Linked DNA regions of Homo sapiens: region 2 is linked to region 1. A link is a loop called in an ENCODE intact Hi-C map of the cell type or tissue named here. Cell type or tissue: heart left ventricle. All regions are shown on one strand. Each heading gives the region's core, and the rest is flanking DNA. Links, peaks and the distances in the headings are about the cores only. Region 1 has its middle 35 kb from the start of SBK1. Region 2 overlaps XPO6 (exportin 6).

Region 1 (15,178 bases), core at 3,123-11,122:
CCCTGGACTGCTCACATCTTTGAAGCAGGTGGACCACGCCCCCTCTCCTCGCGACACTTCCTTGGTTTCCGTGACTGCCCAGGCTCTCAGTTTTCCTCCCACTTTCCCAGCTGCTCCTTCTCTGCCTCCCTCGCTGGCTTCTCCTCCACATGATCTCAATACCGCGGAGTCCTCAGGGCCCTGTCCTGGAGCCTCTTCCCTCCCCTCTTTCCCGTGTGATCTCATGGCTTGCAACACCATCTTTTTACCAATGACCCTGAAGTTCCACCGTCAGCCGAGAGGCTCCTCTTCTGAACTCCAGACTCTCATTATGATGTCCTCTCTTGACATCTTCACTTGGACACCTCACCTGCTTCTCAAGTGGAAAATATCTGTGGCAGGAATTTTTTTTTTTTTTTTGAGACGGAGTCTCGCTCTATTGCCCAGGCTGGAGTGCAGTAGTGTAATCTCTGCTCTGCAACCTCCGCCTCCCGGGTTCAAGCTATTTTCCTGCCTCAGCCTCCTGAGTAACTGGGACTACAGGTGTGTGCCTCCATGCCTGGCCAATTTTTGTATTTTTAGTAGAGATGGGGTTTCACTGTGTTGGCCAGGCTGGTCTTGAACTCCTGACCTCAAGTGATCCGCCCGCCTCTGCCTCCCAAAGTGCTGGGATTACAGGCGTGAGCCTGTATTCTTGATGTTCTCACCAAGTCTTTTCCTCCCTCGAATCTGCCCATCACCCATGCACCTCTGCAATCCCCAAAGCCCAGATCACCCCGGATTCCCTTCCTCCTCTGACCCATCAGAAAATTCTGTGGATTTGTCTCCAATGTTTGTTTGTTTTTATTTTATTTTTAGTTTTAGAGACAGGGTCTTGCTGTGTCACCTAGGCTAAAGTGTGGTGACACAATCACAGCTCACTGCAGCCTCAAACTCCTGGGTTCAAGCAACCCTCCCACCTCAGCCTCCTGAGTAGCTGGGACTACAGGCCCACGACACCATGCCTGGCTAATTTTAGAATTTTTCTTTTGCAGGGATAGGATCTCATTATGTTGCCCAGGCTGGTCTGGAGCTCCTGGGCTCAGGCAATCCTCCTGTTTTGGTCTCCCAAAGTGCTGGGATTATAGGCATGAACCACTGTGCCCAGCCTCCTAAATATGTTCAGAAAGCACTTTCTTACTTCCCCATCTCCAAAGCCGCTCACCACTGTGACCTCCACGTTGGCGTCCTCTATTCATTCTGGCCCATCACCACTGATTCTCCCAAGCATAGCCTGAAATATCCTTTAAAATGTCAATCAGATTATACAACTTCCCCCATTTAAGAGCTCTCAAAGGCTTCCCAATTCCTTCTGGAACAAAATCCATCTCCTCGCCATGGGTGCCAAGGCCTGCGTGGCCTGACTGTTCCTGTCCCTCCTGCCCTGCCTCTTGTCACTGTCCCCATCATTTGCTCTGCCTCGGCTACACTGAGCCCTCCCCGTGCTCCTGCCTACCTGTTGCTCTCAATTTGCTTTGCCTGAGCTGCTGTTACTACCCGTCTCCCCACTGCTGGCTACTTCTCATTCTCTAGGTCTTAGATGAAATATCCTCACCTCCCTGTTTACCGTATGCAAAGCAGCTGTCTCCACCATCCCTGGTAATTTCCTTCACAATGGGCTTTGAACCTTGACGATTTGTTTATTTGTTCACTTGTGTTTTGTTTGACTCCCTCATTAGATATAAACCCCATGAGAGCAGGGATGGTATTTTCAGTCCAGTTTCTGGTGCTAGCCCACAAAAGCTATGCAACGAAATTTGTTGAGTGAATGAATGAATGAGAACATTGGGCATCTATTATGTACTGGATGCTTTCATGTAGACGGGACTATATTTCCCAGCTTTTCTTGCAATGAGCTGTTCTGGCCAATGCATGTGGGCAGAAGTAAAGGAGGCCATTTCCAGCTTTGGTTCATAAAAACCTCATGTGTGGTTTCCACTCTTGTTCTTCATCTGCAAGCTGGATGCAGAAGATCCAGCAGTGGCCGTGGGTGATGACAGAGTTACAAGATGAGAGGAGCCTGGATCCCTGAAAGATCACGTGGAGCAGAGTCTCCTCCATCACCACCCCCACCCCAAAACACACACACACCCAGAATATAAGGCTCTTCTGTGTTAAGCCATTACGATTGCCAAGCTTATTTATTCCAACAGCTTGCCTCACCTTAATTAATACATCAAAACACCAGATGTAGGTGGCTGGTGAACATTACTGTGGGTGATGCGTTTGCTGACAAATTTTCATCAAATGCAGATGTGTTTTCTGTGGGGCTGTCTCTTGCATTGTCCCACAACAGAAGCCGAGGGCACAGTGCTCACACCTCTATTATAGCACATTGTGCTGTCTGTTCGAGCGTGTGTTGTTTTTGTCTTCACTAGGCTGTGAGCCCCTCCAGGGACATGGCTGTGTCACATTCATCGCAGTGGCCTCAGCATCCAGTCCCCAGGGAGCCTCAGGGAAAATGTACTGAATCCACAAAGGAGTGAACTGGTCACCTGCCCCCCTTCGTTGCCTTTCTTTCCCTACAAATGCCTGAGAAAGTCCAACTCTTTAATTTTGCAGAGACCCAAAGAGAAGTGACTTCCCCAGGATCACACAGAAGCAGGATGCACCAGAATTAGCCTGCCCAGGGCTGCTAAACGTGGCAGCCAGCTATTCTAGGACTGAATCCTGGAGCCTACCAGGGGCTGGAGCAAGGCTGGGAGAGGCGGGGCGGGGTTGGCTGGGGGCAGCCACAGATTTCTCTAAGCCCCCAAGGTGACCCCACCCAGCCTCATTGCCCCACTGCCCCTCCTCCAGCAGCAAAGAAACACTCCAGAGCCTTCTGTCCCACCCTCCCCAGCCAGCACTGGCTCCTGCAGCCTGGGCGGACACATCACTCAGTATTTTTAGCTTCACCACCTGGCACCTGTGGTCACTGTCTCTGCCCAGCCTGGCCCTGTCCCCTCCCAGGTCTTAAAGGGCCAGAACCTGCCAGCTAGAAAGGAGACCAGCTCCTGCAAACATAGGCTACCATACTCCCAGGGCAGGAGGCAGAGAGACATCCCCTACAGAGAGTCCCCAGAATCAGAGGTGGGAGATGAAGGGATGAGGGATGAGGGGGCAGATTTCACGGCTGCCAACCCTAAGGCCTATTCCTGTCTCTTTCTGGGGCTTCCCAAATGCTGGTTTGCTTACGTTGTTCACCTGGAGGAAACTGATCAACATTACACATCCATCCTAAGACCTGAAGCTGCAAAATCTCCGATGCAGGGTCTGGGAGTGTAGTATTTTTTAACAATTCAACTCAGATTATTCCCATGCCCTCTCTCTTTCTCTTTTTTGAGACAGGGTCTCACTCTGTCGCCTAGGCTGGAGTGCAGGGGCGTGATCATAGCTCAGTGCAGCCTCGAACTTCTGGGCTCAAGGGATCCTCTTGCTTCAGCCCCTGGAATAGCTGGGACTACAGGTGCATGCCACCATGCCTGGCTAATTGTGTGTGTGTGTGTGTGTGTGTGTGTGTGTGTGTGTGTGTGTGTGTGTGTAGACGGGAGTCTCACTGTGTTGCCTAGGCTGGTCTCGAACTCCTGAGCTCAAGCGATCTACCCGCCTTGGCCTCCCAAAGGTCTGGGGTTACAGGTGTGAACCACCACACCCCGCCTGATGCCCTATCTTTCAATGTCATATTCGTTCATTCATTCATTCATGTATTCATTCAACAAGCATTTTGAGTGTTCACTATGAACACGGGGTTCTATCATGAGACCATTGCTTAGGAGTTCTTGCTTAGGGCAAGAAGCCCTTCTGCACCTATTATTTCCTTGCCTCTCCTCACTTGCCCCTGTTTTGCCTCGAGTCTTCCCCATTGCTTGCTCCAGTGCCTATGGGTCAGGTCCCCGGCTCAGCGTCCAGGCCCTCTGTGATCTGGCCCTGTTCTGCCAGCCTCATCCTCACCATCCACACTTTGTTTCTTATTTGCACCAAGCCTTCCCTCTTGCCGTTCCCACTGCCTGCGATGCCCTTTCCTCAGCCTCTCTCACCCCTGGGAAGGCACTTGCACGTTAAGACAGACCTGGTGGGCCTCCGATGGCTCCTGTGGGCAGAGGTGGTCTGTTTTGCCTCCTGACTTCCTAGGCACTGTGCACCCACGCCCATCAAGATGCCCACTACCCTGTGCAGAACTGACCTGTCTTCTCTTTTGTCTCTCCTAGCAGGCTGTGACCCTGTGAGCCAGGTTCCAGTCCCCAGCCCAGGCCCTGGCAGTCTGTGGGTGGCCAGTCACTGTGTTGAATGTTAAGCTGACAACCATAGCAGGGAACATCCTCCCATTTTACAGATGAGGAGACAGAGGCCCACGGAGCGGGAACTGTGCACCCAGAGTCCAACAGAGAAAGTCAGGGAGGAACCCAGCCCAGGCTCCAGGAGCCCTCGCCTGGCCCACTTGTCCTGGAAGGATCCTGGAGGGGGAAACTGGCTTGGCCCATGCCTACCCTTCTCCCCACCCAGGGCAGGGTAGTGCTGACTCAGACAGTGATGGAGGCACAGGCAGGCTGGGCTGGAGCAGAGGTGACCCCTGTCTCCCTTGCAGATCACTCCCAGAGCCTGTGGTCACAGCTTGGATAATGCACTTGGCTGGAGCCTGGGTTTCCCTGCAGGTGGGGGTGGGGAGAGCTGGCTAAAGGAACAATGATCTCTAGGGCTTGAACTCCCACTGGGCCCCAGGCACAGCCCTTCCCTCCACATAGGTATGCAGCACTCATACCTGCTCCCACAAACATGTACACAGGCTCACAGTCACACACGGTCACCCCCAATACCCAGTCACGCAGCCACACAAACCATTCTGTCTCTCTCCCTCTCTCTTTTACACACACACACACACACACACAAGCAAATACACATGCATGCATTTTCGTGTATGAATTCAACAAAGATGGAACATCTGTTAGGTGCCACTGCAGTGCAGGATGGAAAGGTGGCTCTCAGGTTAGGGTGGGACAGGGACATCCAGGAGGGCTTCCTGAAGGAGGAAGCGTTGCAGCTGGGCCTGGATGGAGGAGAATGGGGGAAGAGAAGTCTGGGCAGAGTTTCACTGGAGGTTAATATAGGGGAACAGAGTGAGATGAGGTGGGGAGTGTCGGCCCCAATCACGCAGGCCTTGAATGCTCAGCCGAGTGTTAACTTTATCCCACGGGAGCTGGGAGCCATGGAGGGCTCTGAGCAGGGGAGGGACATGCTCACTGTGGGAGAGGACGTGAAAGCCACTCTGGGGCTAGGGTGGGGGAGATAGGAAGGAGGCTGTGGCAACAACCAGGTGAGAGATCTGAGATCTGAAGCAGGAAGTGGCAGTGGGTGGTAAGCAGTGGACAGAGAGAGATTGACTTGAAGCAAGACTGCCAGGCCCACAGGCACCCTGGGTCGAGCGCTGTGCCCACCTGCTGCCCACCCACTGGCCACCCACGAGCACTGACCTCCGCAATGGGACTTCTTCCAGCAGCTCCTCTTCCTCCTCCCTGTGGAAGCAGACGAAGCAGAAGGCCGGCACATCATCGACTCCGCAGCCCATGGGCCAGGCCGGAGGCAGCTCCAGGACAGGGCAGGGGTGGCCAGGGGTGGCCTCCGCAGCATCATCGCCAGCCTGGGCAGGAGTCCCCGAGCCAGGGCGCTCCAGGGTCAGCAGCCCGTCGGCTTCAGGGCTCTGCACTTGCCCGCCCGCCACCTGTGCCTTCTCACTCAGGTTGCCCGTCGCCTCGGTGGGTGGAGGAGCCGGGGGCTCTGTCTGGCGGGGGCTCCTGTCTTGACCCGTGGGGGTTCCAGCCACGGGGCTGGGCCGTGCGAAGCGGTGTCCAGCCACCTGGATTCCGAGGTGGCTGGTGGGCAGACGGAGGTCTGGGAGTGCCCCCCCAACTGCCCCTGTGGAGCCCTAGGCCCTCCGGCTGCCCACTCTGTGGCTGTCTGTCAGAGGCAGGACTAGGAGGGCAGGCTTGCAGGTGTCCCGTGCCCCAGTCCCCCTGTCTGTCCAGCCGTCTGCTCCTCCTGGTCCAGCCAGCACGGCCGCAGAGGTGCCTTCCCTAAGAAAGTTTGTTCTCCTCGGCTGGGGTGAGTGGCATGGGTGGCCTCCAGGAGAGAGGGTTGGGACCTGCAGCTGAAAGACGGGCAAGGGCCAGGTGAGGCTGGCACGGTGCCCACGCTGTCCTCGAGAAAAGTTCTGACCCCTGGAGTCCCGGTCCCGGCTCGGCTGCGACTGGCGGCTCTCCCGGCTCCCTGCTCTCCCCAGCTCCAGTGGCTTCTCTGGCAGACTGGCTGGGCTGTGGGTATTAATAGCTCCACATTCACGCTGAGAAGCCTGGAGGTTAACTCCTTCTCTGCCAGAGCTGGGGAGGCTGGCAGGGCGGGCGGGTGCGGCCAGGCAGCGTGGCGAAGTGGCCTCGGGGAGCAGAGGGAAGGGTGGTGCCTTGATCCTGCCCCCGCTCTGAGCCTGGCTGCTGCAGCAGGACCCTCAGTGCCACCTCCTGCCCATGAGTCTCTGTGCTGCACTGGGCTCCCGGGGCTTGGGAGTGTGTGGGCCACCTGACCCCTCCACATGTACCCCCAGGAAGTTGGGGGGCCCTGGGAAGGGGCACTGGGAGCTCAGGGCAGCTCCTCTGGGATAGAAGGGGCTCAGGGCTTCAGGGAGCATCCCCAGGGCTCCCAAACTCACACAATCACCCCTCAACTTCCTGGGTCCTCCTATGTTCCCTTAACAGTCACCTTTGCCAACCCTGGACCCAGGTCTGGGGCTGGCTTCAGTGAGACCCAGTGACGAAGCAGCCACAGTGCCTAGCGTATTTTATTGAGGAGTATGGGAAGAGGGTGGGAGTGGGGGAATCATAACAGAATTTGTTTGCCTGAATCTATTTATTTATTTATTTATTTATTTACTTATTTGAGACAGGGTTTTGCTATGCTGCCCAGGCTGGTCTCAAACTCCTGGGCTCAAGCGATCTTCCCATGTCAGCCTCCCAAGTAGCTGGGATTATAGCTACTGCACCAGGCTTGGAAATGTTTATTGAGCACCTGCTTGGTGCCAGGCACCATGCTGGACATGGACACACAGCAGTGAAGTGGGCAGGTGCCGTTCCTCTTTGGTGGGTTTGGGTGTCACTGCAGGAGGTGACACCAGTGGAGCTGCAGCTTGCCTGCATAGTGCCATCATGTGAGTTAGGAAAAGGTGCCTCCCGCCAAGCAGGTACAGCCCCAGCACCAGCTTGTAGTGTGGGCCCAGGCTGGGTTTCGGCCCCACTCACCTCCTCTGCAGTTGACAACATGCACCACCATTCACAATGGCTCTGGAAACACCCGTAAACCAAGGAAAAATAAATTCAGATTGTCCAAAGTGCTACGAAAAAAATAAAACAGGGACATGTGACAGGCTGATGGGGAGGTAGTTAGATGGGGTGTTCAGGGAACACCTCCCAAGAAGGGAACACTGGAGCTGAAACCTGCAGGAGGAGGAGGAGGAGGAGGAAGGAGGAGGAACCAGCCAGATCTGGAGGCAGAACATTCTAGGAAGAGGTGCAAAACCCCAGAGGCAAGAACTGGCTGGCATTTGAGGAGGAGAGTGAGAGGCAGAGATCTTTAAGCTGGGCCTTGAAGAGTGAGTAGAGTTTTCCAGGGGGCTCAAGAGAGGAGGTATCGCCAGCAGAGAGAATAGAGTATGCGAAGGCTCAGAGGCATGGAAGGCAGGGACGGTGCACTGCAAGGCAGCAAGAAGCAGAGGTGATGCAGTAGGATATGCATGAGGGATTGGTTCCAGAGCTGCCCATCCAGGGCTTTGAGGAGGAAGGGTGGGTGGGAGGAAGATGGAAGTGGGAACTCGGGTCAGCTAAGGGGCTGAGGAGTTTGGAGGTGGGGAAGCAGAGAGGCTTGGAAGGGACCATCGATATATGTGGAACTGAGTTCCACTGGCTGGAAGAATAGGTCTGGGCCTCCTTGGCCCAGAGAAGGTGGAGGCTTGGAACAGAGCAGCCATGTACAGTTGTTTAGGCTGTGCACAATGCACAAGGACACCCTGGCAGATAGCAGCCCGTCAGGGGTCAGGGAGAGGGGAGAGGGGAGGGGAGGGGAGGATGGTTGGGGGGTGGTATCCAGCCCTACCTCTGCTCTGCCAAGACTTGCACTTTTCAACTGTGACAGCATGGGGAGTTGCCTTTTTCTTATTGGCCCACCCAAAATGGTGCTTCTTTCTTATTGGTTAGTCTGAAGGGTGCCTTTAAAAAATTAGTCCCCCTAGGCTGAACGCAGTGGCTCAGGCCTGTAATCCCAGCACTTTGAGAGGCCGAGGAGGGTGGATTGCCTGAGGTCAGGAGTTCGAGATCAGCCTGGCCAACATGGTGAAACCCCATCTCTACTAAACATGCAAAAATTAGCCAGTCATGGTGGCGCACACCTGTAATCCCAGCTACTCAGGAGGCTGAGGCATGAGAATCGTTTGAACCCAGGAGGCAGAGGTTGCAGTGAGCCAAGGTTGCGCCATTGCAGTCCAGCTTGGGAGACAGAGAGAGACCCTGCCTCAAAAAAAAAAAAAAAAGAAAAAATTAGTCCCCCTAGAAGGGTGCCTTTTTCTAATTGATCTATTCAGAGGGCATGCATTCATTTTCAAATTGGTCCCCTCAAAGGGGTGGCCTCTTCCAATTGCTTTACCCAAAGGGGGTGCTTTTTTCCGATTGGCACAAAGGGGTCCCATAGACTGGGCTGCGGGGGAGGCCGCAGTGGCCCAGGCTCTGCTACGGACCTGCTATGTGACTTTGGGAGTCACTGTTCCTCCCTAGAACCACAGACTGAGCAAGAGGACAGCTGGGCCAATCGCTGCACTGTGCAGAGGCGGAGAATGAGCCCAGAAAGGGGCAGCAACTTTGCTGAGGTTACACAGTGACACACAGCAGAGCTGCCACTCGACTCTTGCCTCCGTGCTCTATCCTCCCTGCATCGGCTTAGGTCGCTGGCTGCGCCGTGGACTTGGTGTTTCTTTAAGGAGAGGACAGGGAATGAGAGGGGACAAGAGACAGGGAGGGGAGGGCAGCCTAGACTATAGCTCCCTGGGGTGGGGGTCAGAAGGGGTCAGGGTGCCCCAGGCCTCTAGAAGCCCCTTCCCGCCTCCCCCCAGCCCCATGGGGTTGTCATTTGCAGATGTTAATTATTCACGATGCTGCCGCTTTGCCTGGTTTTAATGCACTTTGATGGCGTTCTCTAGCTAATGGGGAAAATCAATAGGTCTTAATTCTTAGTGGCTGTGAAGCTCTGTCTGTCTCCTGTTTGGGTGGCTGGGCCTGGCTCTTCGGCTGGAGGTAGCGGGTAGAGGCTCAGACACAGTTCACAAGAGCCTAAGACTCCACCTTTCCCTCTCCCACCCCTGACCCTCTTCTGATGACAGCCTAGGGAAGGAGGATTAGAGTCACCATGCAGCTCCAAACTCTGCCCTGAACATCTTGGAGGGTCTGACCCCTTCAATCTCGGCCATTTGCCACCCCTCCTAGAGGGATGGTGGTTCCCTCTGCCTCCCCCAAGGCCCTCCTGGCCCCTGAGCCAGACCTATGGGCCATACCATTGGGACAGCAGGGGCCATGTCACAAATTTCTGGCGCCAGAGCCAGGCCTGTAGCCCTTGGCTCTGTTGCTTTGGGATGTGGGGGAGTTTTCCTCTCACCACTCAGGGTCAGCCCTGGTCATCCTCCTGGGTGCAGGCCTGGCTTACAGACCTGTCTTGAGGAGTTGAAGGAATCTGGCCTGGGCCCCACATTAAGAACCTTAAACTTAGACTTACTTGGCCGGTTTACAGTGAGCCTAGATCAAGCCGCTGTACTCCATCCTGGGTGACAAAGCGATACTTCACCTCAAAAAAAGAAAAAGAAAAAAAGAAAAACAAAACGTAGACCTGTGGTATTATCTTTGCATGCCGTCATACACTCAGGCATGACAGTTTCTCTGATGGGATTGAAAGCTAAGACATTCATGGGACGTCATCCGGGAAACCTCCCTTCTCAGACCATACCCTCCTCCGCTACCCCGTGGTGGTCAATGTCCTATATGAGTCCTGTAATTATCTTGTGAATGGAACAGCTATATGGCACTGTATTTGTGTGTTTGTATTAAGAGTGTTCATTACAGCTGGGTGTGGTGGCTCACTCCTGTAATCCCAGCACTTTGGGAGGCTGAGGCTGGTGGATCACCTGAGGTCAGGAAATCAAGACCAGCCTGACCAACATGGTGAAACCCCGTCTTTACTAAAAATACAAAAATTAGCTGGGCGTGGTGGCAGGCACCTATAATCCCAGCTACTCGGGAGGCTGAGGCAGGAGAATCACTTGAACCCGGGAGGCGGAGGTTGCAGTGAGCCAAGGTCGTGCCACTGCACTCCAGCCTGGGTGACAGAGCAAGACTCCATCTCAAACAAACAAACAAACAAACAAACAAAACCAAGACAAAACAGGAGTGTTCATTAGGCAGATGTAAACATTTAAGATACACCGTGGTTTTCATAATGCTGTTTTTGGTATTTTTTAATGTTTCCAAAACACAATGAGCCTCCAAGAGAGGAAGAGGCCTGAGATAGCTAGGCCTTGGGGAGGCCCTGCCTGCTTCCTGGTGGAGCCAGGCCCTTCCTGATGGAGCTGAGGCCCACCCTTGGCTGGCTGGAAATGCTCGGGCCATTTAGAGGATCTGTCCGCTGGGGCCCTCACCTATCACTGTAGCTGTCTGGAACCCAGGACCCAGGGCTCGGAGAATGGCGTCTGCCAAGTTTCATCTGCTCTGTCCGCCCAGGCCCAACCTAGGCATGATCATAGCTCACTGCAGCCTTGATCTGGGCTCAAGCAATCCTTCCACCTCAGCCTCTTGAGTAGCTGGGACTGCAAGCATGTGTCACCATTCCCAACTAATTTTTTTAATTTTTAATTTTTGTAAAGATGGGGGTCTCATTATATTACCCAGGCTAGTCTTGTACTCCTGGCCTCAAGCAATTTTCCCACCTCAGCTTCCCAAAGTGCTAGGATTACAAAGCATGAGCCACCTCGCTGGGCCCCTGGTTTCCTAGAAGAAGTCTTACTTGAATTAAAGTTTATCAGAATGTTGCGGCCGGGGAAGGTGGCTTATGCCTGTAATCCCAGCATTTTGGGAGGCGAAGGCAGGTGGATCACCTGAGGTCAGAAGTTCAAGACCAGCCCAACCAATGTGGTGAAACCCTGTCTCTACTAAATACAAAAAATTAGCCAGGCATGGTGGCGCATGCTTGTAATCCCAGCTACTTGGGAAGCTGAGGCAGGAGAATCACTTGAACCTGGGAGGTGGAGGTTGTAGTGAGCCGAGATTGTGCCATTGCACTCCAGCCTGGGCAACAAGAGTGAAACTCGGTCTCAAAAAAAAAAAAAAAAAAGGTTGCTTCTTCATTTTGTCAAGGATGCCAATGTCTTCCCAGAAGGAGGTTGTGAATTGCATCACATGGAAAAAAGTTATATCCTGAGCCAGGTTTGGGCCAAGTTTTCTTTATCACAAGGTAGAATTTTGTTTCTCAGGTAGCAGTCCAGGGGTTGGTAGTCTTCTCAGTCGAAAATGGCTTATAAGCATCACGCTCACATTTTGGTCCTCAAGAAGGAAGAAAGATGGAGTGATGCCTAAATGACACTCCTTACTCCTACTCATTTTCTGTTAGTGAATAGTTGGTTCCTCACTGCAAGGGAGACTGGGAGACTGGGAAATTCAGTCTCTAGCTGCATGGCCATATGCATTGCTAAAGGTGCAAAGGTGGATTACTATTGAAAAGAGGAAGGGAGAATAGGATACAATTAGCAGTCATGATCTAATTCATAGCAGAGGTTCCAAATCCTCCTCTCTGCCTCAAACTCTGTTTGGTAACCCATTTCTTGTGCTTTTTTTTTTTTTTTTGGAGTCTCGCTCTGTCAGAGGAAATACGTGGAGCAACCAACCTATATTGAATCGGGGGACAGGGGCTCCAAGACCTAGATTATGCAATGTGTTTGAATATACTAAGAAGAGCCTTTCAGTTTTGTCAGGAGGGTTTGTGAATGCACTGATAAAGCTGAAATGAAAACATTAAGCAATGATTAACTCCAGGGAAAACAAAAGGTTGCACAAAAATGGAAATGCCATCATGGTATACTATGTGGCTGAGCTGTTAATATTATCTACAAAGGTATAATAATATAAATACCAAAACTTATTTTAACCAAAAAGGTTATATAACCATATTTAACCAAAAAGGTTATGTAACCATATTTAACCAAAAAGGTTATATAACCATATTGGGAGGATGAAGACAGTATGCATGTGTGTGGAAGAGGAGGGATAGGATATTAGAGAACTACATTTTCATTTTCTATAGTAGGAAGTAAGATCAAAACCAGAAAAATCAAGAAATAGCTGTGTTCACAGATTCTTTAGAATCTTGCCATTCAGAGAATAATCCATGGACCAGTAGCATCAGCATCACCTGGGAGCTTATTAGAAATGCACAATCTTGGAACCTGCCCCAGACCTGCTGAATCAGAACCTGTATTTTAACAAGATCCCTGGGTGAATTTCATGTTGCTTGGAGTTTGAATGACCTTGACTTCCAAAGACAACAGCAAACAGCAGGATCAGCTAAAAGTGTTGAATGCATTGCCTAATTTAGAAAGAGAAGAGTTGGAGTGCAGAGCAGCAGGATAAGGGGCTGCTAATTTTTGAGATACCGCCTGTAGCTTTGAGTTTTAAACTATGTGGAGGATTTATGTTGCTGAAAAAAAGTAAATCGTGTGCATGAATTCAAATCCCAATGCTGGCTGGGTGTGGTGGCTCATGCTTGTAATCCCAGCACTTTGGGGGGCCGAGGTGGGAGGATCACTTGAGGCTAGGAGTTCAAGACTAGCCTGGCCAACATGGTGAAACCCCGTCTCTACTGAAAATACAAAAAAATTAGCCAGGTGTGGTAGTGGGCACCTGTAACCCCAGCTACTCAGAAGGCTGAGGCAGGAGAATCGCTTGAACCTGGGAGGCAGAGGTTGCAGTGAGCCAAGGTCGTGCCACTGCACTCGAACCTCGGTGACACAGCAAGATTCCATAAACAAACAAACAAACACACACACACACAAACAAACAAACAAAAAAACCAATCTCAGTGCTACAAAAAGAAATACAAAGGCTTCCTCCTACTAGAGGCCCCCAGGCTGTCCTATGCCTTGTCAACAGTTTCTAGAGCATCCTTCCAGAACATTTCTCTGCACATCCAGCCTTTGTGTGTGTGACTATCCTGTTTGTCATTTATCTTTATTTTATTTTTTGAGATGGGGTCTCACTCTGTCACCCAGGCTGGAGTGCACTGGTGTAATCATAGCTCACTGCAGCCTCAACTTCCCAGGCTCAAGCAATCCTCAACTTCCCAGGCTCAGCCTGGGACTACAGGCATTACCACCACGTAATTTTTTAATTTTTTGTAGAGACAAGGTCTCACTGTGTTGCCCAGACTGGCCTCGAACCTGTGGGCTCAAGTGGTCCTCCCACCTTGGCCTCACAAAATGCTGAGATTACAGGCATGAGCCACCGTGGCTGGCCCGGTTTATTATCATTATCATTACTATTATTATTTCAAACATGAGAGCACATGCAATGCACCGTTGGGCTTCGTGCTATCTTCACTTAACAATAGCTTGAAGATTGTTCCATATATGTGCATATTGATCTGCTTAATTCATTTACAGATTGCTTTTATAGGCTATTACAGGATGCATGGTATTGTAATTTGTTTAACTGCTCCCCTACTGATGGGAAATCAGGTTGTTTACAGCCTTCTTCTATTACACACAGTGCTACAATAAGCATTTTCTAACCACAATGTAGTGTAGGGTTAAGGGGACAGAGTATCTGGGGTTGGAAACCTAGGGGTGCTGTGAAAGCCAGTTATTTGTCCTCTATGAACCTCAGTTTCTATAGCTGTGAAATGAGAATGAAAATGATATTTACAGTGCCTACTATGTGCACTTATATTCTAGACACAGGGGATTCGGGAATGAACAAAACCGATATAAGTCCCTGCCTTTGTGGAGTTATATTCTCGTGGCAGGAGATAGATATTAAATAAGATAAATTAATAAAAATAGGCCAGGTGCAGTGGCTCATGCCACTAACTCCAGCCCTTTGGGAGGCCGAGGCGGGAGGATCACTTGAGGTTGGGAGTTCGAGACCAGCCTGGCCAACGTGGTGAAACTCCGTATCTATTAATACAAAAAATTAGCCGGGTGTGGTAGCACGCATCTGTAATCCCAGCTACTCGGGAGGCTGAGGCAGGAGAATCACTTGAACCCGGGAGACAGAGGTTGCAGTGAGCTGGGATCGCACCACTGCACTCCAGCCTGGGCGACAGAGTGAGATTCCATCTAAAAAAACAAAAGAAAAATAAATTAATAAAAATGGATGATGATAATAAGTGATGAAGAAAGTGGAGCAAGAAGAGGATGGAGTGGGAGGTCTGCAGTGTTAGGTAGGTGGCTGCAGATGGCCTTACTGATAAAGTGACACTTGAGTGGCATGGACCTCAAGGGGCTGAGTAGAGAGCTCTGCAAATCCTTGTGGGAAGAGCATTCCAGGGAAAGGAACACGGATGGGAAACTCACTACCTCCCATAGAGCTGCAGGCAATTAAAAGGGCTCTCTATTAGTCAGAGTTCTCTAAAGGGACAGAACTGATAGGATAGATGAATATTTGAAGGGGAGTTTATTAGGAGAATTGACTCACACGATAACAAATGAAGTCCCACAATAGGCCGTCTGCAAGCTGATGAGCCGGGAAGCCAGTCCAAGTCCCAAAACCTCAAAATTAGAGAAGCTGACAGTGCAGCCTTTAGTCTGTGGCTGAAGGCCCGAGAGCCCCTGGCAAACTACTGGTGTAAGTCCAAGAGTCCAAAAGCTGAAAAACTTGGAGTCTGATGGTTGAGCGCAGGAAGCATCCAGCACGGGAGAAAGATGGAGGCCAGAAGACTCAGCCAGCCTAGTGCTTCGACATTCTGCTGCCTGCTTTTATTCTAGCCACACTTGCAGCTGATTAGATGGTGCCCACCCAGATGGAGGGTGGGTCTGCCTCTCTCAGTCCACTGACTCAAATGTTAATCTCCTTTGGCAACACCCTCACAGACACACCCAGGATCAATACTTTGC
Region 2 (15,178 bases), core at 4,216-12,215, 74 kb after region 1:
AGCATGCTTTTATAGTGGTTCGTCAGTTTCATACTCATTCATTACCTGATGTCATCCAATGCCAGGTAAAGCCAGCTCATTCATCATCCTTAAAACCCTTGGAGCAGAACTCCTCTGTGCTTCCTCAAGGGGTGTAGGAGCTGTCACTGGGCAAGAGCTCTGGTGGCCTGCCCCTGTCTTCACTTGACCCACAGCTAGCTGACTTTGGGAGGATGCTCTCTCTCAGCTTCATTTTCCTCATTGTAGAACAAGATTGGACTTGCTGTGCTCTGGGGTTTGTTTACTTCTGTCTTAAGATTCTGTGATCGTGTTTTAGCATTTCTTGGTAGCTTGCCTTGTGTTAATGTGCCCAGTAAGTATCTTTTGAGTTTAATACTAGGCATGCAGATATAAACATCCATCCTCCTGGGATATGTACCTGGGAAAGGGAAGCAGATGGGACTGTGAAGACAGAGCCTACTCTTGGCTGTATTACTTACTTTAGACAGTTTCTGCAGAATAACTATTTTTATCATTTACTTTTTTTGGCTGTTTAATTAAGCCTTCTGACTGGAATATAAATAAGTATATAAAATATATGTATTTTAGCTCCTAGTGGATATGGTTTGTTGCCCAACCAGTAGATGCAAACATTTTAATGTCTAGGCTGTGTAACTGTGGTGAAAATAAACCTGGCACCTGAGAGAATAATTCTTTCCTATTGTATCCTTTTCTCCATTTCTCTTTCCCATATGCCTAGCTAGCTGGGAGCAGCCAGGGGCAAGGTAGAGGGTACCGGCCAGTGGATGGTATTTTAAAAACTGTTTATTTCAAAATGATTTCAAATAGAAAGATTTCAAGGAATAAGTTATACAAAGATCTCTCATACCCTTTACCCAAACTCACCTACCGTTAATATTTTGTCCTGTTAACGTTATTTGCACGTTCCCTCTTTATATGTATATATAGACATATATGCATGTACATGCATGTACATTCACACACACATGTATTTTTTTCTGAACAATTTTAGAGTAAGTTGCCTTTGTCATGGTCCATTGCCCTATATCATATATTTCTTAATAGGGGCATTCTCCCACATGACTATGGTACAGTTACCATCTTCGGTTAATAGAACATTGATTCAGTACTTTGATCTAACCTACTACCACCTGTATTCCAGTTTTGTCAATTGGCTCAGTCATGCCTTTCATAGCATTTTTTCCCTCCAGTCCAGGATCAATCTGTGGTCAGGTGTAGCATTTACTTGTCATGCTCTTTAGTCTTTAGATTTGTTGTTTAAAATTATTGAAACCAGGCTGGGCACGCTGGCTCAGGCCTGTAATCCCAGCACTTTGGGAGGCCGAGGTGGGCGGTATCGCTTGAGGTCAAGAGTTCAAGACCAGCCTGGCCAACATGATGAAGTCTTGTCTCTAATAAAAATTCAAAAAAAATTAGCCAGGTGTGGTGGCGGGCACCTGTAATCCGAGCTCCTTGGGAGGCTGAGACACGAGAATTGCTTGAACCTGGGAGGTGGAGGTTGCAGTGAGCTGAGATTGTGCCACTGCACTCCAGCTGGGCGATAGAGCTAAACTCAGTCTCAAAAAAAAAAAAAAATAAAGAAAGAAACTGGTGCACCTCTCCATTGGTAGCTGATTGATGAGTCTTGTTTTTATGCATTCTCCAATACTATGTGGATGAGGTTTCCCAGCATAAAACGTACCATCCTCTGTATACAAAGATGTTTCCTCTAACTGGTCTCCATGGGGAGAAAATATGCTGCTTCCATGTTATCACTGCCACAGTGGGATCAGTTGAACTTCCTGGCCCAGACACCCGGCAGTCATCTTGCTTCTAACTCTTGGTCCTCAGCAGTAATTAGAGGAAGAGACAGACAATCTGACTGGGCACTTTGTGCAAACCCAAGAAATAATAGAGGAATGTTCTGCCATCGATCAACTTTATGGTAGTTTTAGATTAAAGCAGAAAAGTGCTTTTTAATGACTAAAATTATGTTTAGATGCAGCCAGAGTGTATGTTTTAATCAAATATTAAATGTCTGTGTGAAGATATTGTGCAAAGTTATGTCTAGATCTAAGCTGCAGACAAGAAAACAAGAAGCCTTTCTCATGCGAGGGGATGACTTTGTTCCAGATTGTGTTAATAGAGGGGTGGGCGCGCCTGCCCAGCCTTAGCAGTCCTGTTACATGCTGTGGTTGTCTGTTTGCTTCAGTAGAAGACATTTTTTTTTCTCCTGCAACTCTTGTACACAATGTTTAGAATGAATTACATCAATGTATATTTGTACCTCGGTCTTCCCTCTGCTTGGCCTTACGCTGTCCTATCACAGTCAGGCTAAGGAAAGGAACTCACATGGGTGTGGCTGGGGCTGAGATTCTGGCTGGCTGCTCACTGGCTGTGTGTCTTTGAGCGAGTCATCCAGTGTCTCTGGGCTTCCCTGATTGCCCTGCTGACTGCTAGACTGTGGAGGGTCAGTGGGCTTCACCACTTTTTCTTTTTTTTAAATAGAGGAATAAAGTGAGATTTCCACTTCAATATGCTGTGCTTTTTTTTTTTTTTTTTAAAGGAAGTGTCAGCTGGGCGCGGTGGCTCGTGCCTCTAATCCCAGCACTTTTGGAGGCTGAGGCAGGCGGATCGCTTGAGCCCTGGAGTTTAAGACCAGCCTGGGCAACATGGCGAAACCCCAGCTCTACAAAAAATACAAAAATCAGCTGGATGTGGTGGTGTGCAGCTGTGGTCCCAGCTACTTGGGAGGCTGAGGTAGAAGGATAGCTTGAGCCCGGGAGATAGAGTTTGTGCCACTGTACTCCAGCCTGGGCGACAGAGCAAGACCTGTGCCTCCAGAAAACAAAAGGAAAAGGAAAATATCTACGGGCTGGGATGCAAAAGAGCAGTAGTGACCGGAGGGAGAGATGGGAGGAAGCATTGTTCTGAATGTCGTTCTCCTGACTGGGGCTTCCTTGATGCACTTTTCTAGCTTTCTGGCTTTTTGAGCTGAATGACTTCAGGAGGGGGATAGGTAGATGTCACTCGCCCTGGTTCCCATGCATGTTATTTTAAGCTTAGTATTTCATCTCATACTTGTGTGCAGGCCTACAGGTCAAAGATTTTTTTCTCTCCTTTTTTTTTTTTTTTTTTTTTTTTTTTTGCAGTGGTGAAGGGTGTAGGGAAGTGAGAGTGATGATCTGAGAGTTTAGACATCTATGGTAATCCTGTTAGCTTTCAGAGAAAGTTTACATGAGTTTGAATATCTTTGCTAATCGCATGTGTTGTAACACACCGGATATGTTTTGCATACTTTTTAACCTTCGTTGGCAGCAGGGATAGAATCACTTTTCTTCGAAACCTTTATATACAGCAAATAGGGTAATGACACTGTTCTAGATATGCCACAGGGATATTTGAATGGCACTCTGGGATACTAGTCCTCATTTTGTTGAGGTTTGGTATCTATGAGCCCATGAACCTGAATATAGGAGACCCATATGATTCACCTCCTAGTAGATTATACAAAATGAGGCTCTGGGAAAGGATGGCAAAAAGCTTAATAGAAGTGTCTTTAAAAAATAGTCATTTTTGGCTGGGCATGTTGGCCCATGCCTGTAATCCCAGAACTTTGAGAGGCATAGGTGGGAGGATTGCTTGAACCTGGGGGTTTTAAGACTAGCTTGGGCAACATAGCAAGACCCCATCTTTATTTAAAAAAAATTTAAAAAATAGTCATTATTCCCCAAGATTAATTTTGTAAAAAGGTTATGCTTAGAGGGGGTTGTTTTAGAGGCCATTAGGTAACATATTACAGATTTAATCAGGGTTTGAGGAAACCACCTTCTAGCTGCTACATCTTAGGGAAAAGCACCTTATTATCCACCTTCAGTCTCAGTGTTAGCAGTCTCCTGTTTTTCAACACAGATTGAATCTGCGTGTGAGCAGAAGTCTGCTTATGGTCAGAACCCTTAAAGGGGAAAATGTAAAGAGTCACATGTATCTTCAATTTGGAGGAATTACCAGTATTCTTGAGAAACTGAAAGTGATACCAACAGTTTTCTTGTTCCTTTTACTGTCTTGAATTTGGTCTTTAAGATAGTTGAGCCACCAGCCCATGGTAGATATTGTAGAAAATACAGACATACTAGATAGAGCATCTTTCCAGACAGTTGATGTTCTGGGTAGAGAAGCCTAATATCTATGACGTATGAACAGTGACTTTCAGCCCACACTTCATGCCTGACATTGTGTTTACTATGTATTTTACATTTTATTTAATTCTCAGAATGACCCAATATGTTAGGTACTTTTACTGTCCCCACTTGTGCACAAGAAGAAACAGTGACACATTAAATAACTAGGCCAAGGTCAAGCTGCACATTTGGATTCAAACTTGGGGAACCTGACCCTAGAGCCTGCATTTTAAAACTTTTGCCATTCTGAAATGACCAGAGAACAGCACCAAGGGCAAAATTCTGTAGTACTGATTACAAGACAAAGACACAAGATGTAAATGACCTGATCTGTACTGTAATCTGTGTAGGAAAATTCATGAAGGTTAAACTATAAATTGCAGTCTCAGAAGCAAATGCAGGATGGGGCTAGGTACTCGCTTATGAGACCATGAGTGTTCAGATTGGAGTGGCTTCCTATGGCGAGTGACATTGAATCAGGCATGCTTTCCTTCTTATCCTCCTAGTAAACTTCCTTGCTCTTCAAAACCCAAATCACCCCTTTGAAGCTTTCTTTCCTTCAGATAGAGTTAGTTTTCTCTTTGGTCTTCTGAGGCTGTTTATATGTACGCCAGGACTACAGGATGTAACTGCTAGGCCACCTTCAGTTCTTTGAAGTTAGGGACCGTCTTACTCATCATTGTATCCCAGGGGCTTAATTTAAGCAATATCAGTTACTTAGTGAGTATTGAATTCTCATTTCTCCAACAAATAGCTGAGTTGCTTAGTCACTCCAGAATTAAAGCTAGGTTTAGAATAATTGGAGCGGTGTGATGGCATGTGCCTATAGTCTCAGCTTCTCAGGAGGCTGAAGTGGGGAGGATCGCCTGAGCCCAGGGGTTTGAGGCTGCAGTGAGCTGTGATTGTTCCACTGCACTCCAGTCTGGGGTGATACAGCAACACTCTGTCTCTAAAAAAAAAAAAAAATTAGGCTGAATGCAGAGGCTCCCACCTGTGATCCCAGCATTTTGGGAGGCCAAGGTGGGAGGATCACTTGAAGTCAGGTGTTCAACCCCAACCTCGGCAACAGAGCAAGACCCAGGCTCTACAAAAATGAAAATAAAAGCCAGATGTGGTGGCATGTGCCTGTAGTCTCAGCTATTTGAAGCTGAGGCAGGAGGATTGCTTGAGCCAAGGAGTTTGAGGCCTCAGTGAACTAGGATCATGCCACTGAACTCTAGCCTGGCAACAGAGACCATGTCTTTAGCAAAAAAAAAAAAAAAAAGAATAACTGGGGCAGAAAAATCTATATTTAAGAGAATTTATCTGGCGGTAAAGTACTGTTTGGATTGGAATTGGAAAACCTGGAAACCAGGTAAAAGCAATTATAGTAACGTAGGCAGGAGATGATTAGGGCTCCGTAGAAATAGTGGTGAGGGAGAAGGTACAAACCTGCAAAAGAGTGAGAAGCAACAGTCCGCAGACCTGATGGTGTTTGCTGTGGATGGAGAATATGGGGAAGAAGCAAAGGCGATCTCAAATTATGTCACCCTTCTGCTTCTTCCAAGTTTTAATTTTTTTAGGTGATTATGGGTCTTGGTGGACTTAGTAGTCCCTTAATAAATGAGTCAATGGCATAGATCTCTGAACTGCTGACCCATGAGCAGCAAAGTAAAAGGAGCAGATAAAGTCAGGGCAGGCACAGTTGCAAGCTTATCACCTTTGCAGTTTTAACTGTTTCTGGAACAGAAAACTTGGGTTTGTTTTAGATCTATGCAGAGCTCTCCAAGAGTATATTCTGAGCCAAGCTTAATTCGTCATCCTGCCCAAGGATTTTAAGTGTATGTGCCATTTGCTATTGAGGTGAGCCAAGTAACTCTTGGGGAAGCATAGGCTTATGGGGTTGTAATACCTTGTGCTGCCATCCTGGCAGCTCTGAAGACAAGAGATGGTTCCTAGAAATCAGGAGCCTCATGCTCACACTGTTACCTGCAGGCTTATTGCCAGTCCCCAGAGCCATAGTTGTGCTGATAGAGCTAAAATACAGTTTCTAAAGAGTCTGATAACACCAACCTGGACTTTAGAAATGAGGATTTTAAAACATTAAGTGTTTAAAATTGCAGTATATATTTACACAGAAGCAGATAAATTGTAAAGTTGATCATCTTTGTGTAACTAACACTCAGATAAAGAAATAGACTATTACCAGAATCCCTCCTCCTCCAAGGTAACCACTAGTCTGATTATAACACCATAGATAAGTTTTACTTATTTAAATTATTATTATTATTATTTTTTAAGAGGCAAGGTCTTGCTCTGTTGCCCAGGCTAGAGTGCATTGGTGCAATCATACCTCACTGCAGCCTTGAACTCCTGGGCTCGAGTGATCCTCTTGCCTCAGCCCCCCAAGTAGCTGGAATTATAGATGTGGGCCACTATGCCTGGCTTTTTTTTGTTGTTGTTGTTAAAATTAATATAAAGTGAATAATGAAAGGTTGTGTTTTGGTTTCTTTCACTCTACATTGTGTTTGTGAGATTCATCTGTGTTGTTGCATGTAGCAATATTAATTCCTGTTGTCTTATAATATTCTCCTCTATCAAGAAATCACTATTCATCCATTCCAGTGGTGACGGATATTTGGGTTCTTTTGACTTTTTGGGTATTGTGTATAATAGTGCTGTGAACATTTGTGTATGTTTTCGTTTGGTATACATGTAAAAATTTCTGTTGGGTATATATCAAGGAGTAGAATTGCAGGGTCATAAGATATGCATATGTTTAGCTGTCAGTTTTCTAGAGTGGTTGTACCAGTGTATACTCCCACCAGCAGTACATGCATGTGCTGGTTGCTCAGCCTCCTCATCAACACTTATTATTGTCAGTCGTTTAAATTTTAGCCTTTCTGGTAGATGTGTAGCACTATCTTATTTTAAATTTGTATTTTCCTGATAACTAATGAGGCTGAACACTTATTTATAGGCTTTTTGAATACCCTCTTTTATAATTAATTATTTGCCTGTCCAAAAAAATTGAAGTCCTTTGTCTTTTTTTTTTTTTTTACTGATTTGTTGAAGTTATTTTATGCTCTGATATGAGTTCCCTGTTTCCATATTGCAGATAGCTCCTATTTTGTGGCTTTCTTTTACACTCTCTCCATTGTGCCATCTGATGAACATTTCAACTTACCAGTCTTTTCCTTTATGGTTAGTGGTTTATGTGTTCTGTTTAAGAAATTTTTCCCTACCCCTAGCTCGTGAAGATACTCTGTATCTACAATCCAACTGGAATTTTTGTGTGTGAATGTGTCTCACTTAGTTTTAAACTTATCTTACCTTTCCTTAGTTTGTCAAGATCTGTCTGAGGCTTAAATCCCAAGCACAAGGTAGGAGGCAGTCAGATAAATTTTCTTATTCTTCATAAATTAATGCAGCGCAGGAGATAAAGTTTTTGAATAGCCTTTGGGAATGGAAGCCTTGTCTCCCTACCACACGATGGCACTTGGATTTTGTTTTATGTTCTTTGTCCCTTTCATTACTTGAAAGTGTAATCTGCTTGGAGTATTACCTCTTCCTCACTTGCAGTTAATTCCTTAACTCACCCAATCTACTTTCTGGCTTCACCACTTGCTTGAAACAGCTGGCCAAGGTTCCGGTGGCTTTGTTGCCAAACGGGAGCCAGGGAATTCTCCAGTATCCTTGAACCAGTATCCTTGAATGTGCCTTCTATGTCTTTTCTACCTCTGTTCTGATTGTGTGATGTTAGCAAATTCTTGGCCTCCTGATTTTTCCCGCCTATACATTTTACATAGCTTCATTTTGAAATCTAGTCTGAAAAGCCCCACTAGATATGATTGGGAGAAAGCCCTTAAACCTGAGGGCATGAGTCTCTAGTTTCAAAGTAGGCCTGACCACTTTTGTTGTTTTGCTTTGGTCTGTTTTCATTTGGTATCTAAGACCAAATAAAAATGAGATCAGCCATAACTACAGATTAGATAATTCCTTATGGTTTATGTAGCAGTTTTACATGGATCGCCTGATTGGATCTCATATCACCCTGTGAGGCAGGTATTGTTGTTACAGATATAGAAATGATTAAAAATGCAAACAGCACTTATTTGTTCTTGTTGAGAAACACCTGGTAATGCCCCGGATTTGGTTTTGGAGCTTCCTTTTTCATGTAGCCATCATTTAATGGGAAAATGCATCTGGGTTTTTTTTTTTTTTTTTTTTTTAAACTAGTGAAGTGTAGTAGTGAGAACGGGGGAAAGAGTAGAACAAGGAGTTGGATCTGTAACTGACTGCAAACAGTCCAGTGAGATAACTCAGTACCTTTGGGCCAGCCCATCTGGGATTCTTAGGAGTACTTTTGTCCTTCCACTTTCTGCAGGAACTGTAACTTCTTGGGTTGGGGCAGAGAGTAAAGGGTAGATGGGACTGGGAATGGTGGCAGAGTTGGATTCTTTTTGGAGATTATCAGGAACTTTCCAGTAATCATTTATTTCTCAGATCTCTTCCTCAAGAATCTAGTACTAAATAAATGGTGGTGGTTGATTGCCTGGATGTGATAAGCTCAAGTTTGCTGCAGGATCTACTTTAAAATGATTCAACACAAGAAGTTATGGAGAGATATGATTTGCAGATGTGTCCTTAGTTTCCAGGAACACATTTTGGCTCCAGAAGAACTATTGATTTATTTTAACATGTGCTATTTTTTTTGATTCTTCTGCATCTTCCCACAGCCTTTTTATTTTAAATAGCAAATCCTTTTTTCAAATGAAATGGCACACCAGACTCGATTTATGAAACAGACTACGGCGTTCTTTTATTATGTACACTCATTTTAGAGGTTTGCATTTATAGCATTTATTTATAAAGTCAGTGAGAACAGTGAGGCTGTTTTGATCAACACAAACACTTGAAACATTTTAGAAGATTGCAGTCTTATTTTAGCTTCACTTTTCAGTTTATTTTTGGGTTTGAAAAAATAGATAGTTTTTAATAAAACAGCTTGGCTTGCAAGCCAAGGATATTTTTTAGTTAAACCGATATGGAAGTCTGAAAGAGGAGTAGGGGGCTAGGCTAATCTTTATCCTAAATACAAAGTTCAGGGAAGAAAGTCTCTCTCACTCACAAGCGCTCAAAGTATTGTACAATAATTCATCATTCAGTGTGTCGCAGTTCAGGTGTCATTGCAGAGCCATCATTCTGTGACCTCAGTGTGGGAGGAACGTGGCCCTGTGTTCTGTGTAGTGAGTGCACTTGTGTGTGTTGGTTGGTGTGCACACGCTTATGAATCAAGTCTGATTCAGCCTCTGTAATTGGTACTGAGAAGTGCTGGTTTTTCCTCAGAGATGAAAATTTGTTCCTCAGTCTTCACAAAGTCAATCACCCGACGGAGGCCGCTGGTATACTACAGTTTGACATGTGACACATTTGAGTGTGGGCTTGTTGTTTTAAAATGCAGTTTTTATAGTCAGGTCTCAGTCCATGGTTGATGGAGAGGATATGGGGAAGGGAGATAGGTGGGAAGAAAGAAGTTAAGAGATAATTAAATAATCACAACTGCTGCTGGCTCTTGATTATGTCTGGGGTAGAATTATACCAGTGATGACTCAAAAATGGTTTGGGAATGGTTACCTTTTTGCAGGCAGGTTGTGTGAAGGAGTGTTAACTCAAGGTCATTCCTGCGACTCCTACTTGAGTAAGAATAAAGGAAGTGGGTTTTGGGGCTCCATATGAACCCCAAAGGGAGGGGATGGGTACTGGGGGCCTTGAGCTGCCTCTCCTCTCATTTCCAACCTGAGCAGTTCTGCTGAGAGTCTGGCTCTCACTGTGGGCCTGTGGTTTACAGGAGCTAATTTTGAATCCCTAGTTAGCTTGGCTCTCAGCTGCACTTTAATCTCTGTTGGCTGCTCACGTGAGATTGAGAATTGACTGTATGACTCCTGGAATGCCTTCAAAAACCTCCAAGAATCCATGGCCAGTTGCAGTGAATGACTCACACTTGTAGTCCCATTGCTTTGGGTGGCTGGGATGGGAAGATCGCTTGAGCCCAGGAATTCAAGGCTGCAGTGAGCTATGATTGCACCACTATACTCCAGCCTGGGCAAACAGAGACCCTGTCTCTTAAAAAAAAAAAAACCACTCTCCCTGGTTACCCCCCAAACCCCTGAGAATCCATGAAGCTGTTTGATATAAGTGCTGTGAATCAAAATATGACAAATTATTCAGACACAGGGGAAATGTATCAGGGATGAATAGTCTATGAGGAGTTCTGGCCTTCTTGAATCTCTCTGCTCTGCCCATTCAGGAAGGGCCAGGGGCTAATTTGCTTTCAATCATTATTCCAGAGTTGAATTTTGAATTTCCCCTTTTCTTAGCATACATAATTGAAAATCAGCTGCACAGTAGCATGAATTTATAGAGGATGCAACAACAACGTTGGGTTTTGAGCCAGCTGGGAAATTCCCTTCAGTTTTTTCTGGCATATACCATGCATTTGAAGAATGTTGAACCAAGATTTTGAGGAAGTAAATTGCTCTTGCTGTTGAATGTGACCTAGAAGGAACTGAGGAACAGTGGAACTGAAGATGCAGCTTATTGATTTTTTTTCAAATTCCTTTGTTAGGCATCTGAAGAAGCCTCTCTCAGGGCATTGGAAAGTCTGATGACAGAATTTTTTCACGATTGTACAACCAATGAAAGAAAACGTGAGATAGGTAAGTGGAGCATTGACTTGTAAAGAGGAATTTATAATGAGGAGGCCCTGGTAGGGAGGAAGGAGTTGTTCGTAGCCGTGACTGGTCAAGTCTGCGTGCTTTCCACTTGAATTCTTGCTCTTTTCGCTCTGGTTCTGTTGGCTGGTGGCTGGGGAAACCCCTCCACTTGACCAAAGGAAAGAAAATCCATCACTGTGGATCTTAATTTCAGCAATGTTGTTGAACTTTCATATAAGAAGCCTGCGACTTTTTGGTGGGGGCGTCTAGGGTGGGGTGGGACAGGGTCTTGCTATGTTGCCCAGGCTGGTCTTGAACTCCTGGCCTCAAGTGATCCTTCCATCTCAGCCTCCTGAATAGCTGGGATTATAAGCGGGAGCCACTGCACCTGGATGGTTATTTAAAGAGAAACAGTAACAACTCAGGAAAGTGTCAAAATGAACATGTTTTGCTGTGCAGACGTCTGATCTGAACCTAATAGTGCCCAGAAATCCCATAACTGGTATTACTTTTGGGGGCTTCCCACTGCCTGGGCAATGTAAGATCCTGTCTCAAAAAAAAATTTTTTTGTTTTGTTTTTGAGACGGCGTCTCATTCTGTTGCCCAGGCTGGAGTTCATGGGGCGATCTCGGCTCACTGCAACCTCCGCCTCCTGGGTTCAAGCGATTCTCCTGTCTCAGCCTCCCGAGTTGCTGGGATTACAGGTGCCCACCACCACCCCCGGCTAATTTTTTGTATTTTTAGTAGAGACGGGGTTTCACCGTATTAGCCAGGTGGGTCTTGAACTGACCTCAAGAGATCTGCCCACCTCGGCCTCCCAAAGTGCTGGGATTACAGGTGTGAGCCACCGTGCCTGGCCATTAGTCTTCGATATTCTGACACTCTACTGTATTCTTTGAAGTCTTGTTTTAGATTATAATTGAAATGCTTTTGATTCTTTTAATTTTTGGTTTGTAAATCAAATATTTCTCACCTTCTATTTCATGAATTAAACGTAGAACCTTCTGAACATGTTCATATTCTAATCTGATCTTAAAAGAGATTTAAGTAGCCAAATGCTCCAGATGCCAAATTTGAGTGCAGGCTGAGGGGAATCCAGGGGTTTGTTTCTATACAGTAGGCTTGTCTTAGTTCAGTTCTCTTTGTACCTAGTCATTGTAGCTTTATTTGAGTGTGTGGACTTGGACTACTTATTGCTTCTTTTCTATGGTCTTGGGATAAACTCTAGGCTTTTCCTAGTTTGGTCAGAGAAAGGAAGGAAGCCTTTTCTTCAAAGGGCTCCACCCACCCTCCAGCAAAGGTAAATCACTAGTGCTCTAGAAATTGATAGAGCTGTTAGCAGGGACCTCGAGACCATGTGGTCATTGTAGAGTGGAGGAAACAGAAGCATCAAGGGGGAGCAGTGACTCACCTGGGGTCAGACTCAGAGTCTAGAACAGAGCCCAGAGTTCCTCAGTTCCAGTCTGGTTTGACTTCACTTTGGGGATTCACAGAAACCTTTGCTTAATTATTAGGGCAGGCTGTTAGCTTCCTTTTATGGATTTGTAATTAACTTTTATTTTTATTAAAATAATGTTTTTGACTAGGCATGGTGGCCCATGCCTGTAATCTCAGCACTTTGGGAGGTCAAGGCGGGTGGATCACTTGAGCCCAGGGGTTTGAGACCAGTCTGGGTAATATAGCAAGACTCCATCTCTACAAAAATATGTTTCCCCCCTTTTCTTATGTCTCCTCAGGAAAACAGCACCATTGAGTGCTATGGCGTCCTATAGAGAACTTCAGTCTTTGGTCATAGCATTAAGAGCTCATGGTTTCATAGCCCCACGAGCCCTCTTTGAAATGATCTAAAATTAAAAGGCTTGGATTTTTTTTTTTTTTGAAATGGTGCCTCACTCTGTCGCCAGGCTGGAGTGCAGTGGCGCAATCTTGGCTCACTGCAAGCTCTGCCTCCCGGGTTCAAGCGATTCTCCTGCCTCAGCCTCCCAAGTAGCTGGGACTAGAGGCACTTGCCACTACGCCCAGCTAATTTTTGTATTTTTAGTAGTGACGGGGTTTCGCCATGTTGGCCAGGATAGTCTCGATCTCTTGACCTCGTGATACACCCGCCTTGGCCTCCGAAAGTGCTGGGATTAACGGGCATGAGCCAATGGGCCCGGCCTTTTTTTGTTTTTTTTTTTTTGTTTTGTTTTGTTTTAAGAGATAGGATTTTGCTCTATCACTCAGGCTGGGTGTAGTGGCGTGATCATAGCTCATTGCAACCTCGGCCTCCTGGGCTAAAGCTTCAGGCACACCAAAGCATGTTCATTTTGACACTCTCCTAAGTTGTCGAGTTTTTTTTTTTCTTTAAATAGCCATCTGTGCGTGGTGTCTCATGCTTATAATCCTAGCTATTCAGGTGGCTGAGACAGGAGGATCACTTGAGGCCAGGAGTTAAAGACCAGCCTGGGCAACAGAGCAAGGTCTCCTCCTGCCTCAGCCTCTTGATTAACTAGGACTACAGGCACTTACCACCATATCTAGTTAAGTTTTTCATTGTTTTGTAGAGACAGGGTCTCAGTGTTGCCCAGGCTGGTCTTTCAACTCCTGGCCTCAAGCAGTCCTCCTGCCTCAGCTTCTCAAAGTGCTGGGATTACAGATGTGAGCCACTGTGCCTGGCCTTTCCATGGATTTTTTAATGAGACTGCGTCGTTGCATTTAGCTTAAGTTGTAGGGAACTAGCAGAGCAATGACTTGAGGATTAGAAGAAGCTGCTGTGTGTTCTGCTTTTCCAAAGGCTTTCTAGAATCTCTCAAGGTTGTGGGCCTTTGCACTTTTACCCTTTTTGGATTATATTTCATGACCAGTGCAGCAGGTCAAGGTGACTAAGGGACAGCATGTCCAGAAACATGATGGTAGCCCCGTAATGCTTGCTGCCTTGTGGGTTCTGGCTGATGCCATCAGCAGCCTCAGGAGGAGGAAAACCGTTTCTAACCAACGTGATGTGTGGACAGGGCTACTCGCCGCAACACTCGTCATCGTTGCTCTTGCCACCGGTCGATTCACTTTTTTGGTGGCAGTGTTTTAAAATAAAACCAACCCAAATGAAGAGTTAGCCGTTTTGAATTCTCTTGCATTTTTTTCCTTTCCTATCTTTGTAGAATTAGTCTTAATCTTTTCTTTTTCTGCCTTTCTAGCCGTCATTTTGTGTGTGTGAACAATGTAGGCTCCACTGAAGATTTGTAGAGGAATGGCGAGGCCCTAGAATGTAGCTCATATTCAGACGAAGTAAGTTAGCTAGCAGTTTTAAGAAGATGGAAGGGTACTCTTAGAACATTCCAGCCACACATTAGCTTAAATAAGAACTTTAGCAGTGAAAGTTTCTCTGCCTAGAGAAATATCCATAGCGAGGTTATTGGCTTTTAGGTGGCTGAAAACATTGTCAGTGTCCATGGTCACCTCAGACGCAGAAAAATATTGTATGATTTATTCTTTCTATCTTAAAGAATCCGCTGGTTTTGACATCATTTACATTATATGCAGAGAGACATGTTTAAATAATAATAAGATAGCCCAGTCTTGTCTAATTTCATGTATTTTCATAGCTTTCTTTTGTTGCCATTTAACTTTTCCAGAGGAGCTTCTTAATAACTTTGCCCAGCAAATAGGAGCCTGGAGATTCTGCCTGTACTTTCTCTCCAGCACTAGGAATGACTATGTAATGATGTACAGTTTAACAGTTTTTGAGGTAAGTTGTCAGTAATTTTATACTCTTCTGAAAAGGATTTTGTAGTTCTATTGCCATATCATTAGCACTAGACTAGAGCTGTAATGTGCTGGGAGAGGGTAGCTCAGCTCTGGGATGTCGTCCCACATACTGTCTTTATGTAGTTGTCTGGTGTTTGGGGCATCTTCCATCTTCCACACTAGAAAGGTAAGATGGATGGTTGACTTTAGGGTTAAGTAGGTAGGTCATTTGTGGTAACATGTAACTATTCCCTGCCTGTTATCATTGATAAAGGAAAGATAATTAAATAAAAACATTTTAGGAGGAGAAATAATAACCATAATACCATCATCCCCAACAACAAAAAGTTTTATTTATCACCTCTCTTCCAATCCTTGTCTTCTGTGCCCCCCTTTAAAAAGCCTAACTGTAGGCCGGGCGCAGTGGCTCATGCCTGTAATCCCAGCACTTTGGGAGGCCGAGGCGGGTGGATCAATGAGGTCAGGAGATGGAGACCATCCTGGCTAATAAGGTGAAACCCCGTCTCTACTAAAAATGCAAAAAAAAAAAAAAAAATTAGCCGGGCGTGGTGGCGGGTG

Evidence for each region. A loop is a pair of places that touch in the nucleus more often than their neighbours do. Peaks named below come from ENCODE experiments on the same cell type or tissue, not always from the same donor. Only the 100,000 strongest peaks of a DNase experiment are listed, where the experiment ranks them.
Region 2: a loop joins it to region 1, with 8 times the contacts of the local background. A loop is called at or near these places in 2 of 110 quality-filtered maps.

Annotation. Positions count from the first base shown.
Region 1 is chr16:28,249,793-28,264,970 of GRCh38, reverse strand. It overlaps a transcript of SBK1 not described here. Among named protein-coding and RNA genes, the nearest start is that of SBK1, 35 kb to the left of the region's middle. RefSeq lists an enhancer at 3,957-4,457. In heart left ventricle, for the core only: no CTCF peak of the experiment used is centred there; DNase peaks (open chromatin) are centred at 4,523, 5,580 and 6,230; H3K4me3 peaks cover 2,513 bases; H3K27ac peaks cover 2,197 bases; H3K27me3 peaks cover 1,233 bases.
Region 2 is chr16:28,176,642-28,191,819 of GRCh38, reverse strand. It overlaps XPO6 (exportin 6), which reads left to right. Exons shown (of 24, transcript NM_015171.4): 2 at 10,789-10,879; 3 at 14,488-14,600. It also overlaps the pseudogene LOC124900376 and the pseudogene RNY1P10. Among named protein-coding and RNA genes, the nearest start is that of XPO6, 28 kb to the left of the region's middle. RefSeq lists a silencer at 2,313-2,452 and enhancers at 2,845-2,894, 3,979-4,148. In heart left ventricle, for the core only: no CTCF peak of the experiment used is centred there; no DNase peak of the experiment used is centred there; H3K27ac peaks cover 932 bases.